3 separate regions of the Homo sapiens genome follow, and all the other regions are linked to region 3. The links are chromatin loops, found by intact Hi-C in ENCODE. Cell type or tissue: MCF 10A. All regions are shown on one strand.

Region 1 (2,500 bases), 200 kb before region 3:
TAATTGAGAGAAGAATTATGAAGACTCCCTCAAGGAAGCCATCCCTGAGAACTTCTCATGTCTGAACTCCAGGCTGAGTTGGGCTCTGGTTCTCCCTGCTCTCAGCACCCTAGGTTTATTTCTTATGGAAGTACTTATTACCCAGTACTGTCATTGTCTGGTTACTTACTGTGTTAGTCTGTTTTGTGCTGTTATAACAGAATACCTGAGACTGTGTAATTTATGTAGAACAGAAAATTATTTTCTCACAGGTCTGGAGCCTGATAAGTTCAAGATCAAGGCACCAAAATTTAGTGTCTGGTGAGGGTCTTCTTGCTGTGTCCTCCCATGGCAGAAAGCAAAAGGGCAAGAAAGCAAGTTAGCTGAACACCTTCTGAAGTCTCTTTTATAAGGGCTTTAATCTATTCATGATGGAGAAGCCCTCACCACCTAAACACCTCCCAAAAGGCCAACTTCCCAACACTGTTGCATTGGAAATTAAACTTCCAACACAAGAATTTTGGAGGACATATTCTGACCACAGCACATACCTAAATCTCCCACCTCACTCCGTGTGTTATGGAGACAGGAATTGTACTCAGAAATGTTTCTGGGAATAAGTAAGTGGAGCAATAAGATAGCTGTAAAGCAACTGGGACCATTTATATGAAGCAGCCAAGATACCCACAATAACTTGGAGAAACTGCTCTGGAAAAGTAGACATTAAGTCTCCATTGTTGGGGTTTCTGACAGCTGTGGCATGGTGGCATGGTACTACCATAGTTCTTCTACTCTAACACTTTCAAATACCCTTTTAGGTTTTTTCCCTAAGTTCTCCCTCTTTCCTTTTTCCCAGATAATCAATAGATGATTAAATGTCTATGTGAATTGCAACTGTCTGAGTTCATTGTGTTATTGTATTTTTTGTTAAATGGGTATAATTTGAAAACAAGACCTAGAAATACTGCCATACTTTATCTGGAGTCATCTTAGAAGATTATTATTATCAGCATAATTATCTACTTTCCATACAACTTGATTGTTCACATTATATATATTTTTGACTTGAGGTGGAAGGATGACAAAAGGGTCTCATTTAACCTTTTCTGTTTTTAAATAGAAGCAAGATTATTTCTAAAAGTCAATAAAGGATATCCCAGAGGAATTGAGGAAAAATGGGATGAGGACTTCAGTAAAACATACTTTGGTGACAAACATTTTGATATAAAATTTTGTAAAAGCACACACATCCTGATGGGAAGAGGATGAGTAATTTCTTTTTAATTCAGAGCAAGTGTTCTAATCTGGCTGAAATTCTGGGAAGTGCTGGAAATCCCCAAAGCAAAGTGCCAGATGCCATTTCTGGATCCTGGATACGTGGGCTTGGTTGCTAAGATGATGATGCCTCCTCCCCTTCACCACATTCAGCTGACGCCTGAGCGACAGGGAGTTGATGTACGCAGAGCACGGATCTAACAATGTCAACTGTGCTGACATCATCCTAGCTGTGCAGGGCTGATGGGAATTCAGAATATCAAACATCATATCAAGGGCAGTGAGCAGGTGTGACTCATTTCCCTGGAGAAGTGGGAGAGAGGAAGGGAGAGGGCAGGATTATCTCACACTGACACACACACAGCCTTTAGACTGAGCTATTTGCGTGGCTTATTTAAAAGCAGCAAAACAATGTTCTGTCTCTCTCTTCATTTTTCTACCGGAAACACTTTATATTCTAGTCCTATGTGTCTCAGCATAGAATCGAGCCTTTCAACATCATAGTGTATTAAAATACACATTATTTAGGATCATTACTTTTTATGTTACATAAACCCAACTATGAGAACAATTCAAACAAATAAATTTTATGTTTTTATTTTCTCTTCAGGTATCATCTAGTGAACTGTTCAGATGCAACTGAATTGAAAAGGAGCTGAACAAAAGATCCTGAGAGAGGTCTGATGAGACTGCTTTGGTATTACCAAATATATACAGCATTTCTGTATTCTAGCAGAGTATATTGCTTGGTACGAGAGAAGGGGTGCATGATAAATGCTCAATAATTGCTCCTTGGGTGAATAATACAAAAAGACTGTACGTTTGTAAGAATGAGCGTTAATATATAGATTCTCATGTATTTTATGGAGTTGATTATGTATCAGTTGACTTTAAGGGAAAATGGTAATAAGACTGGATACAATAACAATTGTGGTGTTAGTGAAGTTACTGGTTTCACAAGTCTCTTATCCATTGGAACATCTTATTAGAATGATTAGGCTAGGGCAATTAAATCAGAAAGGAGTGTACATCAAAACAGTAAACAAAACAAAACTAAACCCTTCTGCTTCCAAAGGCTTAGTGTTTAATAGCAATGAAAGAGGTACAGTGAACTGACATGGTTGTATTCTCTCCAAAATGACCCTAACGTGTCTTATCACTCTGAGAAGTACTAATTTATCTATGTCTTGTGTCAGCCATAACACAAGGAACAAAAGGACAAAAATTGTTGTTACCCTGTACTCAG
Region 2 (2,500 bases), 220 kb before region 3:
TGGGTATACCCAGTAATGGGATCACTGGGTCAAATGGTATTTCTAGTTCTAGATCCTTGAGGAATCACCACACTGTCTTCTACAATGTTTGAACTAATTTACACTCCCATCACTGTTGTCTTATTTTAAGAAATTACCACAGCCACCCCAACCCTCAACAACCACCACCCTGATCAGTCAGCAGCCATTAGCATCAGGACAAGATCCCCCACCAGCAAAAGGATTACAACTCAGATGATTACTAGCATTTTTTAGTTAAGGTTTTTAGATGTAATTCCATTACACACTTAATGGGCTGTAGTATAGTGTAAACTAAACTGTTTTTTTTTTTTTTTTTTGAGATGGGGTCTCACTCTGCTACCCAGCCTGGAGTGTGGTGGCATGATCTTTGCTCACAGCAACCTTTGCCTCCTAGGCTCATGCCATCCTCCCACCTTAGCCTCCAGCGTAGCCAGGACCACAAGTGCACACCACCATGCCCGGCTAATTTTTGTATTTTTTGTAGAGACAGGGTTTTGTTATATTGCTCAGTCTGGTCTTGAATTCCTGGGCTCAAGCAATCTGCTCACCTTGGCCTCCCAAAATTCTGGTAATACGGGAGTGAGCCACCATGCCCGGCAGTGTAAACATGACTTTTATATGCACTGGGAAACAAAAAAATTCATGTGATTGCTTTATTGTGATATTCATCTTATTGCAATATTTTATTTATTATGGTGGTCTGGAATTAAACCCACAATATTTCTGAGGTATGCCTATGCATTAGTTTTGCTTGTTTTTGAGTGTTATGTCAATGGAATCATACAGTATGTTCTCTTTTGTGCCTAGTTTATTTCACTCAATGTTATGTCTTTACATAGTGTGACAAAGTTTTTTTCCTCTTGTTTAATTTTTATGTTTTAACTTCTATAACAGTTCAGTAATAGATGCATATAATTTATAAATAAGCCAGGGATGTGTGCATAAAAGTTTGCAGTTCTTGGGTTAAAGTATGGCACCATTTGTGTGAATGTCAACTTTAAATCCCAGATAGACTCATTAGCTTTTTAAAGAGAGAACTACTCACAACTACAGACTATGATGACCTCATCTAGGTATTTGTATTTAATAAACATTTATTTATGAGAACCCACTATGCACAAGTGTTTGTAGGCACTGTGAGAGTTACACAGGCAAAATAAAAAGATGTAGCTCGGTCTTTCAAGGAGTCTATCACTGGTGGGAGAAACAGTGCAGTAAACTCATATGATCACTCCAGACAGAATTGAGAATCTACAAAAGAGACACAACTAAAATGATATAGAAGCCTGGATGAAGGATGACCAATCTTCCAAGAAGCTAGAAAAGGCCCCTCGAGACTTGTACTAGATAAACTTTGAGCCCCTTTATACTTTCTAGCTTCCAATATTTAATCAGATTTCTCATTACAGACATAGGATCTTTATTCTCACTGTGCATTGCTTTATGTTTCAGGTTTATGGATACACGGTATATATTGTGCTCAGTCAAAAGGGGGCAGCATTCACCCTTCTTCTGAAAATCAGAGACCACTTTGGCCACATCTCTTTCTTTCTAGGAAAAGAATACTTTTACCAGATAGCGTTTCAGAACATAGATATAAATTTTAAGCCTCTTGTTTTAATTGTTTGTTTATAGAGATAGCAACTGATTTGCACCTTCATGTCACAGAGCCCAACATATTGCACAGGTATAAATGAAGTCAAGCTGTCTCTGTGCCCAGTTTCCCTTATTTCTGCCTTTGTCCCTTGATTGGGCGTGGCAGTCTTGCTCAGACTCAGATTGCTAAAGGGCGGTGGCTGAAATGAACAAAAGGAATCAGACCTTTACTCTTAGCCTGAGAAAAAGATTGCCAAGGGAAGCTTGGGGAGAAAGCGCAATGCTGAGTGGTTGCATCATTGTTTTGACTACCTAATGCTTTTTTTCTCTTCTGACTGTTTATCCTTTTTAAGCTTCTGTTTATAAGCATAACAATTATATGAAAGGTAAATAAGTTACATGCACTACAGGGATGTATGACTGTGCTCTGTCTTGGCGGCATTCATCTCTTTATTAGCCAAGTAACCTTTACAGTTTAAGTACTACACAGTTGCTGCAGTCCTTTTCTTGCTGACGCAGTAGTAGAGGCAGTGGTGGTGAAAACTGAGAGAGGTTTAATGCTGAAGGTCTCAGACTGTGTATCTCTATGTCTATGACCTCTAACCACCAGACCAGCAGATAACTGATTTCATTTTGTTAGTGAAACACTGATTTTAATTGCTGACTTATACAGCTTCCATGTTATACTTGATTGGTTTTGAGAAAATCAATGTTGATGGCCAAAATTCCAAATTAACTATTTCTTTCTAGATTTAATCATACTGTATACAGCCCTAAATTGCCCTCTAAGCGACTTAAAAAAAAATTGAAGAGTAGAGCTTTACCAAATGTCTCTGAATGATAAAGGAAGTTGACCCACCCTATAATTAGCTTTTGTAAATAT
Region 3 (2,500 bases):
AGAAGATGCATCTAATGAAGATTCAAGGACCTGACATATCCGTTTTTAGGAATATAGCCATTTGGGACATGCCAGAACAGCTTTTTGAAAGAAAAGGACAGTCTAATGCCTCTCATATTGTGCACCCCTAAGAAAGAAGCACAGCTTTTTAAAGGCTTCTTTGGGTTCTAGGGACAGCATATTTCATACTTGGAAATACTGTTTCAACTCATTCGCCAAGTGACACAAAAGATTACCAACTTCATTTGAGACTTCAAGCAAAAAAGAGCTCTGCTACGTGATTTGCCACCGGAACTTGGTAGATGGAAAATATGAGAGCTCAACTGACCATGCAGCCAGAACTGCCCATCCTAACTTAGGTATTTCCAACCTCCATCAAATCATAAGGTTGAGCTAAACCAATAGCAATCCACTGTAAGATCGAAGTGATATATCTGGAATTGGGAATTGGCAGAGACAAAAGGCAGAAGTTAAGTTTCAGAGGGCACGGACCTCCAAATAACCTACCATTGTTATGCTATCACCTTTCCCTAAGCTCACCCCTGTTATACTGTCACCTTTCCCTAAGCTCACCCCTGTTATACTGTCACCTTTCCCTAAGCTCACCGTTATACTGTTGCCTTTCCCTATAGCCACGTAGGCATCCCTTTTGACTGACTGACAAAGGAAGAAAAAGTTACACCTGGGTCATGAATGGGTTGGCTCTCTATGGGGGTCCAAGCTGAGAAAGCACTGTTGCTACTCTACAGTTCCACCTTTGGTGTGAGTAGATATTCCATAATATTTCTGTAAACCTTCTGATGGTGTCCCTGAGAGACAGCAATGAGGAGTAACACTCTCAATGTTTAGAGGATCAGATGGTCACAGCCATTTTTATGGCTGGAGGTAAGAATAAATAGGAACTTACAGGAAGTAACCTCTCGTTTGGCTGATTGGATGGGGGCTTGGAAGAAGAGCGATAGAAAGATCATAGAAAAAAAGATCTGGGAAAGAGGCATGTGCCTCTGCCTGTGGCTGTAGATTGGAAGTTTGAATATCTTTGCATCTCATGGCACTGCCCGCAAGGAAACATTCACCAAGAATGAGGCATTAAACAGCCGTGTAGACAGCATGACTCAGCCAGTTGATGTCATCAGCATTTCATTGCCCAATGCTGGCCTGATGGATGCATGAAGAAACTGATCATTGCTGAGGGATGGGCTCAGTGGCATTTGTCCTCACTAACCAAGGCTGATTTAGGTATTGTTCTCCAACTCCATCTAGCTGCTGATTCCCCAAATTGCTAGCAAAAGAGATCATTACTGAGTCTCTGGTACAGCAAAATCCCTCAGGGAAACCAACCAGCCGCTCAGTGGCAAGTTGATTACACTGGAACCTTTCTATCCTGGAAAAGGTAGTGATTCATCTCGACTGGAAAAGTCACATATTGTGGTATGAGTTTCCTTTTCCTACCACAAGGCCTCAGCTAGCACCATCAGAAGAACGGAATATCTACCCACACCATATATGGTGTAACATAGCCTCAGACCAAACAACAATGTTGTAGGAGTGTACACATAACCATGTATCTATTGGTTCTGTTACATTCTGCACCACTCTGAAGTTGCAGGTCTGAAAGATAATGGAATTGACTTTTGAAGGAGCAGCTTAGATACTGGCTTGCAGATGATACCTTGCACAGATGAGGCATTATCTTTCAGGATGTAATATATACCCTAAATCAAAGACCCTTTTACAGTTCTATTCTCCAGTGGGTCCAGGATGGCTCTACTTATCATCACTACCAGTGAATGACTCAGTTGAGAAATGTTTCCTCAATAATGCATGTTTTGGTTCTGTGGATTCTAAACTAGGTTCTGGATTCTAAAGTGGAAATTGTTTTACCAGGGGGCCCAGTAAGAGTCCCATTAAACTTTAAACTATGGCTACTGTAGGGTCATTTAAGTTTCTTCATGTCAAGAGTCCAGTAAGCAATAAAAGAAAACAATGTTGGTAGAGGTAATTGATTCCGGCCATTAGGAGGCCATCCTCCTAATGGCCTCCTAGGGGTACTCAGTGGGGTCTGGAAAGCATAAGTTTGGTTGTCAGGTTATCTACTGGATCATGTCTTGATACTTTCCTGATTTTTTCAAGAAATGGACAAGTACAGCAGCCACAGTATGGTGTGGTTACCAGAAGCCTAGGCACTCAGGGATGACTGTCTGGGTAACCCCACCAGGTAAGCCATCTAGATCATCAGAGGTGCTAAATTAGGGTCAAAACAATCTGGAATAGGTTGCAGAGGAGGGAGAAAATGAGTTTCAGTTTCAGCTGTAAAACCAGCTATATTGGCAAAAGCTATATATATAGTTCATGCTACTCATCTTTCTTTTGTAAAGTTTCCCAGAAAAAGAGACCAACCAGAAACTTGAAGGAGTTCTTCCCAGATGGAATAAATTTACCGTGTGAATCACGTGAATCCAAGGGATGCAAGGATTGGCCTATACTGGATTGGATGCTC

Evidence for each region. Peaks named below come from ENCODE experiments on the same cell type or tissue, not always from the same donor. Only the 100,000 strongest peaks of a DNase experiment are listed, where the experiment ranks them.
Region 1: a loop joins it to region 3, with 4 times the contacts of the local background. A loop is called at or near these places in 3 of 110 quality-filtered maps.
Region 2: a loop joins it to region 3, with 15 times the contacts of the local background. A loop is called at or near these places in 14 of 110 quality-filtered maps.

The regions. Positions count from the first base shown.
Region 1 is chr3:115,238,441-115,240,940 of GRCh38, forward strand. No RefSeq gene overlaps it. Among named protein-coding and RNA genes, the nearest start is that of ZBTB20, 92 kb to the left of the region's middle. RefSeq lists an enhancer at 848-2,047. In MCF 10A, no CTCF peak of the experiment used is centred here; a DNase peak (open chromatin) is centred at 1,531.
Region 2 is chr3:115,216,241-115,218,740 of GRCh38, forward strand. No RefSeq gene overlaps it. Among named protein-coding and RNA genes, the nearest start is that of ZBTB20, 70 kb to the left of the region's middle. RefSeq lists an enhancer at 1,243-2,500. In MCF 10A, a CTCF peak has its summit at 1,505 (motif pointing right); DNase peaks (open chromatin) are centred at 1,531 and 1,811.
Region 3 is chr3:115,435,741-115,438,240 of GRCh38, forward strand. LOC105374051 (a long non-coding RNA gene) reads left to right here and starts at 1,874. Exons shown (of 3, transcript XR_924352.3): 1 at 1,874-1,998; 2 at 2,134-2,218; 3 at 2,379-2,500. In MCF 10A, a CTCF peak has its summit at 1,269; a DNase peak (open chromatin) is centred at 1,141.